Linked DNA regions of Homo sapiens: region 1 is linked to region 2. Evidence: chromatin loops called from intact Hi-C (ENCODE). Cell type or tissue: heart right ventricle. All regions are shown on one strand. Links, peaks and the distances in the headings refer to the core of each region. The heading gives the core; the rest is flanking DNA. Region 1 holds the start of RTCB (RNA 2',3'-cyclic phosphate and 5'-OH ligase). Region 2 overlaps SYN3 (synapsin III).

Region 1 (5,351 bases), core at 352-5,351, 590 kb after region 2:
AGAATCACCTGTACCTGGGAGGTGGAGGTTGCAGTGAGCCAAGATCACACCATTACATTCCAGCCTGGGCAACAAGAGCAAAACTCCATCTCAAAAAAAAAAAAAAAAAGCAAGCTGTCAGTCAGTCTCTTACTAAAAAGCTTGCTAAAACCTCTGTGCTTGTGCCCAATTGTTTTACGTCTTGTTCTATATTTTAGCAAAATTGCAGCAAGGATTTCCTCTGTCCAATCCACACAAATTCTTATTCGTCAATTCAGATATTGAAGTTCTTGAGGTAAGAATGCAAATCTCACCTCTTAACTGACCCATTTCTTTTTATAGTAGACTAAGCCTCCTCCTGTTTTGCTTGTTTTTGTTGTTGTTGTTTGTTTTTGTCCTGCTTTGCTTTTTCCCAGACCAGGGAATCTTATAAACATGTTTAGTTCTTAAATCACAATTAACAGAAAATATTTAGAGTTGAGTCTAAAAATCAGACCAAGATCAATTTCACTTAGCAGCCAAATCCACAGTATAAGAAGATGCCCCTTAGCACGCTTTATTTTACTTATTCCACAAGACAATCTGTAAGGCTGGAATTATTAGTCCCATTTTACAGATGAGGAAAGGAGGACTCAGAGAGAAGTGGCTCAGGCAGCTGGAAAGGAGCATGGCTGGGACAGGACTGGCTCTTCTGATTCTCCCAGTCAGAAGACTTTCCCCTGAACCAAAGGCACACACCTTTGAGTTCAGGGATCGAATCGTTTTCCGGCTCATCATTATGCATTCACTTCAGAATACCTTTTTTTCTTTCTTTCTTTTTGGCATTGTTGTTTGTTTGGGGAGGTGGAAATATGTTTCTAAAGAAATTCTCCAATCCTGTACAGTCCAGGGGTCCCCAACACCCAGGCCCAGGACCTGTCCCGGTCTGTGGCCTGTTAGGAACCTGGTTGCACAGCTGGAGGTGAGCGGCCGAGGAGTGAACATTACTGCCTGAGCTCCACCTCCTACCAGATCAGCAGCAACATTAGATTCTCATAGGAGCACAAACCCTATTGTGAACTGCCTGTGCAAGGGATTTAGGTTGCACGCTCCTTATGAGAATCTAACTAATGCCTGATGATCTGAGGTGGAACAGTTTCATCCCGAAACCATCCCCCAATCCCAGTCAGTGGAAAAATTGTCTTCCATGAAACCAGTCGCTAATGCCAAAAAGGCTGGGGACCGCTGCCCTACACTACCGTGCATGCTCTCCCACTTCCCTGCTTCTCCCCCACTGCTTCTACAATGGCTAAGTCACATCGGGTGACAGTACTCCAAAATGGCCTTTCCTTTCTCTGGGGCATTCACAAAGTAGGGCCAGGGTAGAGGAGGGCCTGACTCTCTGTAGGACCTGGTAAAGAAACCATCTCTCAGCTGGGCATGGTGGCTCATGCTTGTAATCCTAGCACTTTGGGAGGCTGAGGTGGTCAGGAGTTCGAGACCAGCCTGGCCAAAATGGTGAAACCCTGTCTCTACTAAAAATACAAAAATTAGCCGGGTGTGGTGGCACACACCTGTAGTCCCAGCTGCTTGGGAGACTGAGGCACGAGAATCACTTGAAACCGAGGGACGGAGCTTGCAGTGAGCCAAGATCGCACCACCACACTCCAGCCTGGGCGACAGCCTTTGAGACTCCATCTCAAAATTAAAATAATAAAAAAAAGAAGCCATCTCTTCCTCACGCCTCAGACAAACCCAGACATGCCCAAGTTTTGACGTTATCTTCATTGTCACATCCTTTCCAGGGTTTCCTTTTGATTTCCACCGACCTGAAGTATGAAACATCCTCAAAGCAGCAGCCAAGTTTCCACGTATGGGAAGGTCTGAACCTGATAAGCAGACAGTGGAGGGGGAAGTCAGCCCCTTGATTGCCGGTTTGCAATTCACCCCAGGAAGTAAATGGTCCTTAATCCTACAACTACTGTAAACCCAGAAGGGAAAGACAGTACACACTGGAATTGTAAAGCCCTTGTGAATTGCTTAGGCAGAAAGTTTTCTTTCTTAAGCCTTCAGGAACCCAGAATAAGGCAGACTCTGTTAAAGGGATAAATAGAGGTGTCTGAATGTGAGTGTATGCATGCTGCGTGTGTCTGTGTTTATGTTTGTTTGTTTGTTTGGGGCAAGAAAGATTCTAGGACAAGAGCTAGGCATGTACTTCTGACCAGGTGGGTAAGCAACTCTAAGTCTGTATTTGTATTGGTCATTCTCAGTGGAAATCCCTTAGGCCCTCTAGTGGTTTTCCCCTACCTGCATATTGGTTTTCATGTTTTATATTCACTGTTACTATCTTCTGTGTTTAATTAAAATTGTTTTCTATCAACTTCAATCTTGGTTTTTTTATTTGAGAAATGGCCTGCCCTGAATTTTTAAAAAATAAAATAAGAGGCCAGCCACAGTAGGCCATGCCTGTAATCCCAGCACTTTAGGAGGCCAAGGTGGGCGGATCATGAGGTCAAGAGGTCGAGACTATCCTGGCCAACATGGTGAAACCCAGTCTCTACTAAAAATACAAAAATTAACTGGGAGTGGTGGCACGCACCTGTAGTCCCAGCTGCTTGGGAGGCTGAGGCAGGAGAATCGCTTGAACCTGGGAGGCGGAGGTTGCAGTGAGCCGAGATGGCACCACTGCACTCCAGCCTGGCGACAGAGCAAGACTCCAACTCAAAAAAATAATAAAATAAAATAAGACATAGAAAAGGGAAGAGACCTAAGGTTGCACAGACATCAAGGCTTGATTTTAAAAGAGAATTCTTTACCTCTGAAATCTTTCCAAGAAGGAACAGGGTAACCACAGGAAACTCTAAAAGTTGTATCACTTCAAGCTTTGGGATTTTTCACCCACCACAGATTCAATGAAATGGCAGTGCAGAGTACTAAACTCAGACAATTCATAACTGAGAATGATATTAATGTGTCAGAGCACCTAATCAATGGGGAGAAATTGGGGCAGAAGAGAAGAAAAGCGGAACCAGTGTAGATAATGCAACAAATGAATGGAAACTACATACTGTTTTTTGCAGCACTTACAGTCTAGTGGGGGAATGGAAAGAGGAGAGCTGTTTATAGAGTGCTTGCCGTGTGCCAAGCCCCGTGCTGATTACCCCTCCAGTGTCACTTCATTTAGCCTTCTACTCAAGAAAGAATTATGATCCCATTTTAGAGATGACGAAACAGAGATAAGAGGGGTTAATCACACCAAGTCAGTAAATGGCACAGATAGAAATTGAATCTTGCGTCTTTCTAATCCCAAAGTTGCAGTTGTTGACATGAGGCCGAACTGGAAACTGAAATCACTTAAAGCTCACTTACCACTATGAACAAGAGACACGGCGTATAAAAGCATGATTAAAGAGGTCTTGATCATCAAATGCGGCTAGACTGGGGAGTTTTGGCGATCCATAAGGGCTGTGATTTGATCATTTTGTAGTATATGTCTGGCCACAATAGATGCACCCACAAGTGTTTGTCAGAATAAATGATAAGCTGCCATGCTTCATTCTTTGGGATGCTCCTTTCTGACCAAAAAAGTTATTTGGTGTATATCCAGATTCATTCTGAAACATAAATGTTCAGCTATGGTATTTACTCAAACAGGTTTTTCTTTCTCAGCTGCTGGCGTTATCTTTTTCCCCTCCCAGCTGAGGGTGTAAACTCCAAGCCAATGCACCGAACCTGACCCAGACTCAAGGTGTTTTCATAAGCTGCTGAAAAGCATTTCCAAAACAAAAGATAACTAGATTATACTTTAAACTTCTGGATTTCGCTTAGCTGTAGTTTAGAGGAAATCGACTAATAAAGATCCTAAAGTTATACACTACAGGACAGTACAACTTAACCAGAGGAAAGACATTGGCCTGAAGAATTTTGAGCCTCGGCGCTTGCCGTTGCTCATCTGCTGCGGCGCTGGTCGCGCCTGCGCTTTGGTTCTTGGAAGGCGGTGCTCTGAGAAGCCGGACTACGCGGCAGCGGCTCTTCAAAGCGGAGCCGGGAGTTTTTGCTACAGTTTTCGCCACCATGAGTCGCAGCTATAATGATGAGCTGCAGTTCTTGGAGAAGATCAATAAAAACTGCTGGAGGATCAAGAAGGGCTTCGTGCCCAACATGCAGGTAAGGCAGGAGAGCAAATGGCGGGGCCTTCCGTGCTCCGTCCCCGGCCCGGCCGGCGTCCACTGCGCCCTCTGGACCTCCCCTGACCACTGGGTCCGCCCCGGCCCCTTGCAGAGTTTCCCTCATCCCGTCCTTCTCCCCTCACGGTTCTGGGGCCGCCCAACCTGTTCCGGCACCACCTCCCGCCAGGAGAGGTCCCCGAACCACGAGGACAAGCTAAGTGCGGTGGATATGGGAATCTAAATAAATACGAAATTGGGGTTTCCAAAGCGTTTTCACAGATCAGTCTCATAAACGTATCGTGAGCTGTTTTACGTTCACAGAAACTTCAGTGATCTTTTCCAGGGTGGAACAGCCAGCCCCAGGTTCATTTGCTGGGACTGGAATTCACCTCCTCTGAGTCATGCTGGTTATTTAAATAACGTTTACAAACCTTTGTTCACTAAACCAGGTTTTCAGCATTCAGTATCGCATGTTGGTTTTTAATAAAGCGATGTCATTTCTTGCAGTAGCGCAGGGCAGGGCCTGTTTGATTTTAATATTCACTTCACAGAAGGACCTCGAGGATCTGTCGGTGACATAGCTTCCTCTACCCACCTAGGAAGAAGCTCAGCCAGGACTTGATGTCCGGTTTACTTCTTTGACGTCCCAGATGGAGACTTGAGGGCTCAGGATCATCAGATAGTTTGAAAGCCTGGGCTCTGTATCTCTCGGCCTTCATCACCATCTGTGCTCATATTTTTATTAATGTGAAAAAAGAAAACGTTTATGAAGTTTTGCAACGTATTTTTAAATAGTTTTTGAAATCCCTGAAGGTGCCAAGTAAATGCTTCAAAGGTTTACCGTCTCGTCTCACGTCTTGGTAAACAGCTCCCAATAGTCACTCCATTCTTTTATTCAGAATCAAAGCTTACTGAGTTTCCCTTGTTGGCAAGTCACTTACACTGAGGGAAGAAAAAGCGCACGGGGATAAATCTGTGTTCTGTTTGCTGTTTGGCCACTTTCTTTGTGTGGAAACCGTTACCCTGAAGGAAGGAATAGAAAATCTAACATAGGGAGAGCGCAGTGGTTCATGGCCTGTAATCCCAACGCTTTGGGAGGCCAAGGCGGGAAGATCCTTTGTGCCTAGGACTTTGGAGACCTGCCTGGGCAATATAGTGGGACCCTGTCTCTACAAAAAAAATTTAATTAGCCAGGCGGGGTGGTGTGCACCACAGCTACTCAGG
Region 2 (5,378 bases), core at 134-5,133:
TCTTCTTCTGAGCCCTCCAAACTGTTCCAACTTCTGCCTGTCATCCAGTTCCAAAGTCACTTACACATTTTTGGGTATCTTTACAGAAGCATCCCACTCTCTGGGGTACCAATTTACTATATTAGTCCATTCTCACACTGCTATAAAGAACTACCTGAGACTGGGTAATTTATAAAGGAAAACGGGTTTAATTGACTCACAGTTCCACATGGCTGGGGAGGCCTCAGGAAACTTACAATCATGGCAGAAGCCACCTCTTCACAGGGTGGCAGGAGAGAGAATGAATGAGTGCCAAGTGAAGGGGGAAGCACATTATAAAACCATCAGCTCTTGTGAGAACTCGCTACCACAAGAGCAGCAGCATGGGGGTAACTGCCCCCATGGTTCAATTACTTCCCACTGAATCCCTCCCACAACACATAGAGATTATGGGAACTACAGTTTAAGATAAGATTTGGGTGAGTACACAGTCAAACCGTATCAGTAGGCACCAAGTAACTATGTATTAACTGAATAAATGAATGCATCCCATTCATTAAATGTGCCAGATGCTCTGTTAGTCCAATGTGCATGTATATACACTCATTCACTCCTTGAGACATTAACTTAGTTTGGGAATGATTAAATCTATGCTTTGCTATTTATAGTTTTTTTTGTTTTGTTTTGTTTTTTTGAGATGGAGTCTTGCTCTCTTGCCCAGGCTGTAGTGCAGTGGCACGATCTCAGCTTACTGCAACCTCCACCTCCCAGGTTCAAGTGATTCTTTTGCCTCAGCCTCCCAAGTAGCTGGGACTACAGGCAGGCGCCACCACGCCCGGGTAATTTTTTTGTATTTTTACTGTAGACAGGGTTTCACCATGTTAGCCAGGAGGGTCTCGATCTCCTGACCTCATGATCTGCCCACCTCGGCCTCCCAAAATGCTGAGATTACAGGTGTGAGCCACCGCACCTGGTGCTATTTATAGTTTTTAATGCATACTCTATGTAAAGTCAACATTAAAGTATGTTCAGCAGATTCAGACCATCAGTCTGACTTTACTGCTTCCTGCTCAGAAATTGCCTCTTCTTAACCAGATTGGTCATGTGAATCACCTGTCTTCCGATCCAGTGTGAATCATCTTAGGTGTTGCTGCTTGCTTAAGGGTATTTATCATGAAACTTTGTTTGTCTCTGCTTATGTGTTTATGTAAAGCATCACTATTAGGCTCTGAGCTTAGTGGTTGATGTCTGCCGGGGTGTTTCTTTTAGGCCCTCTGCCCTGAACAATGCCCATCTGCCTGGTAGTCAAAATGCCTGCATGGCCCTTGAAGTTTTCTCTCTCTCTTCATCCCAACATTTGACCTTGATTTTGAGTGTTCTCTGCTAGCTGTGTTATCCCTGGCTCAGCTGTTTGTCAGGGAAGTTACGTCTTTGCATGGAGGTTGAACTTAATAAATGGCAGTATGGTGCAATGTTAAGAATACAGACATCAGAGCTAGGCTATCTGGGTTGAAATTCCATCTCTACCCTGAAGTGACTAATGACCTTTGTAAATTACTGCACCTAAATGGGAATAATGATAGTACCTATGTCATAGAGTTAATGTATGTAAGTAGGGTTAAGATCTGAGTTAGTATAACAGTGCATGGGATGTGCCTGGTAGACAGTAAGTACTGCATAAGTGTATATTATTATTGCTGACTATTGTGATCCTTCCTGTGTAACATTAATCATCTTAACAGTAGCCCCTTGTAGGCATGCCTGTTTAATTTCTTCATGCCAAATATACAGGGCAGTCTGGATTAGGATTTATCCCATTGTGCTATTTATTTAACCCATTGGTCCGTTGGTCACTCTTCCCTGTAGGTCCTGGGTGATAAAGTTGGGTCTTATTAATATCTGTCCCTCCAGTGTCCATGTGGTATACAGTAGGGTAGGGGAACAGTGAATGAGGTTGAAATGCAATGAGTGGCCTCAGACATAACATTTAAATTTTGAATTTGATGTTCAGTCTCTCTATTCCACAGGAAGGACCAGTGTGTGAATTTTAGGCTGTGTGCAAGGGTAGGGACACAGCTTTGGCCAGAGGAGTTTTTCCCAATATATTTCAATCATTCGTCCTATGGCCACACTTTAATTGGGACTCAACAGTCTTTGTTTATGGTGTTCTTGCCCCTCAGTGGGTGAAAAAGGGGAGAAGTAAGAAACTAAGACTCATTAACTCATCTGGCAGTTGGCCCTGCAATTATTAGATGTTTGTGACAGAGACTTCCTACCACCAACATACAGCTTCTCCCACAGAACTCCATCCTAGATTCTTCACGAACTTCCTAACCTCTCTGAATCGCAACACTTTCCCGGCTTTCTCCAAATTGATGCTGACTGCCTTAGAGTCTCGGTCCTGTCCTGAAGAATCCCGGAAAAATGCCTGTCCCCTGCCACCAGGAGCGGCCAGCAGGTGGCAGGGCAGCCCCACAATGCCTGGGTGGTTCTGCAGAGTCTGGTGCCTCTGGGCCAGCCCCCTCCCCAGCCCCTCCTGCACTGTGTGAGCTGTCTCCCAGGGGAGGAAGTGGTTAAAGGGAAGAAGCCAGCTCACAGGGCCCCCTTCTTTCCCCTTTCAGATGATAATGAAGGGGAGAGGAGCTGCAGTCTGGACAGACAGTGAACCCACCCCAACCCCAACGGGGACGATGATGCTGCCCCCTTTTCTACCCTTCTCAGCCCTTCTCAGGAAGACAGACGTTTCTCTGTCTTCCCATTCCTGGTCCAGGGCCTTCCAGTAGAATCAGGTTTTGTTGTGGACAGGTGGGGTAATTGCAGGATACCACTCTTCCCTGCCTGATGTGTCCAGCTTGTAGACTCTGAGTCAGCCTGGGTCCCTTGAGGACGATCCAAAACCTGGCCAGTGACCTGGAGAGAGACCTTTCATCTTCAGGAGAAATAGAGGGTCTCAAAGCCGTCTTTGCTGGGAGAACTCATGGCCAGGCATTTAAAGATACTCTCTCCTGTTGGGGGTGCCTGAGGAGACCAGCCTGGCTAGGCAAGGATGTAAGGCCTGGCTCCGGATAGGTCTGAACTAAAGGTGATGCTCTCCTCTGGGATGGTGGGGGACAATCAGCAGTTTGTTTGTTTTTAAATGAGGTGGGGTTTCACTGTGTTGCCTAGGCTTGTCTTGAACTCCTGGGCTGAAGCGATCCTCCCACTTCGGCTTCCCAAAGTGCTGAGATTACAGGTGTGAGCCACCGTGCCCAGCCTCATCTGTAGATTTGAGAACCACAAGGGAAAGGAGAATTATAATTAATTGATATCAAACTCAGTTCTCTTCAGCCCCACTGCCACTCCACTGCTTATCTTGCCTAGAATTTTCCAGCAGCTTCACTGGTCTGAAACCTCCCATCTTGAGTTCACCTTCTGGTTACCTTCCATGGGACTACCCAAGGGTCATCTTTCTGAAACACAAATCTGACCAGTTTCACTTTGCTCCTGCCTGCCCCCTCCCCATGCATCTCGTTTTATTAATATAATCCTGTGGTGGGGGAATCGTTGCCCTCAAAGTCATAAGCATGCCTGCCCTGCCCTCCCTCTAGTTCTGCCTCCAGCTCTGCTTCCTGTGCTTTTATTGTTTGTTTTTGTTTTGTTTTGTTTTTGTTTTTTAGAGACAGAGTCTCATTGTGTTGCCTAGGCTGGAGTGGAATGGCGCAATCTCAGCTCACTGCAACCTCCACCTCCGAGGTTTAAGTGATTTTCATGCCCCAGCCTCCTGGGGGTCTGGGATTGCAGGCACAGGCCACCACGCCCAGCTAATTTTTGTATTTTTAGTAGAGACGGTTTCATCTTGTTGGCCAGGTTGATCTCGAACTCCTGACCTCAAGTGATCTGCCTGCCTCGGCCTCCCGGAGTGCTGGGATTATAGGCGTGAGCCACCGTGACTGGCCCTGTCCTGTTTATTCTGCAGGAAGAGTAAGCCACTTGTAGTTCTCAAACACACCTTTCCGCCTTAGTACATTCTGTTCCCTGTTACCTGGAATACCCTTCCCTATCTTGTACACCTGGCAAGTTTCCATTCATGTTTGAAATCCTGCTCAGGTGTCCCCTCTTCTGAGAATTCTTCCCTGACACACCCCACCCTGCAGTGTTAATATCGACCTCCCTTGTGTAACTTAAAACACACTTCATCATGCTGGCGCATCATGCAGGCGCACATACCACACTGTATCTGTATTATAATCGTCTCTTCTGCAAGAACAAGGCCTGTCTCTTACTCTTCCTAATGTCCCTGGAGCTCAACACACAGTAACTGTTCAGTTAGCATATGTCATTGCCCTACCTTAGTCCAAGCAGGATAACTTGTACTGGGCATAGTGGAGTCTGAAGCTCACCTCACCTTAGGGTTCAGGAACACAGAACACACGGTGGAGGAGTTTCTATTTTTATTCACTTCTGTATAAAATCTTGGCTCTTTACTTACCAGGATGCCAGAGTCACTGTAAGGCTGCTATTTGAAATTGTTTTTAAAAAGGAGGATGGAGGGACTTTTGTTTTTTTTTTTTTTTTTTTTTTTACTATTTCTATAGAATGTACCAGAATCCCAGGTTTGATTTTCAAAATCAAAACCTTTAACATGACCCAAAAAATAAAAAAGACAGGTGGAGTTGGTGTACCTCCCTGCCCTCAGTTTATCCTACAAGGTCTCTGGAGCCTGGATAGAATGGGGAGGAGGGCTGTTGGGGGAGCAGCGAATAGAAGCTGTTCCTCCCCAGGTCACTGCGGTCCTCCCTGGGTGGCCTCTGGAGCCCTGGCTCTCCTGTCCTCTTACTCTGCTGGTAGCCTTTTTCTCAGAAAATCTGCTCTTCCATTTCCGCAATGATCTATTGCTATCTTTGCTGTTATTGCCCACCCTTCCCAATGGTTTCTTTTTTCTTTTATTTGTTGGGTAAGAAATTAAAAGGGTGTCCTTGGTTTGAAACCCTCTGAAACCCTCCTCAGCTACCATCCATCTGGTGGAGAGAATATCAGACTACACCTTCCTACCAAACAAGGATTAATGACACCCATTGGTAAGCACCTTGTGCATTTCTAGATTTTCCAAGAGTTATTACGCTGTATGATCATCACCTATCTGCCCACCCACTTCTACATGGTGTCTGTATTTGCCCATGCCTAGAACAGGGCAGATAATAGGTACGTAGGAAATGCCTGTTGACTGAATGAGGAATTTGGGAGGTGGTGCGTTATTGGCAATGACAAGGTTGGGGGTGTGACAATCAAACTGAGGAATGACATTGGTGGCATTCTTTTTTTTTTTTTTTTTGAGATGGAGTCTCGCTCTGTCACCCAGGCTGGAGTGCAGTGGTTCAATCTCAGCTCACTGCAAGCTCCGTCTCCCGGGTTCACGCCCT

What was found. Hi-C counts contacts between places; a loop is a spot of excess contacts. Peaks named below come from ENCODE experiments on the same cell type or tissue, not always from the same donor. Only the 100,000 strongest peaks of a DNase experiment are listed, where the experiment ranks them.
Region 1: a loop joins it to region 2, with 4 times the contacts of the local background. A loop is called at or near these places in 5 of 110 quality-filtered maps.

Annotation. Positions count from the first base shown.
Region 1 is chr22:32,410,838-32,416,188 of GRCh38, reverse strand. RTCB (RNA 2',3'-cyclic phosphate and 5'-OH ligase) reads left to right here and starts at 3,942. Exons shown (of 12, transcript NM_014306.5): 1 at 3,942-4,125. The coding sequence starts at 4,033. It overlaps BPIFC (BPI fold containing family C), which reads left to right. Exons shown (of 17, transcript NM_174932.3): 16 at 198-274; 17 at 1,764-2,344. The coding sequence ends at 1,886. RefSeq lists an enhancer at 3,793-3,972. In heart right ventricle, for the core only: a CTCF peak has its summit at 2,254; a DNase peak (open chromatin) is centred at 3,908; H3K4me3 peaks cover 2,115 bases; H3K27ac peaks cover 1,489 bases.
Region 2 is chr22:32,997,939-33,003,316 of GRCh38, reverse strand. All of the region lies in intron 2 of SYN3 (synapsin III), which reads left to right. Among named protein-coding and RNA genes, the nearest start is that of SYN3, 58 kb to the left of the region's middle. In heart right ventricle, for the core only: CTCF peaks have their summits at 2,231 and 2,434 (motif pointing right); a DNase peak (open chromatin) is centred at 2,446.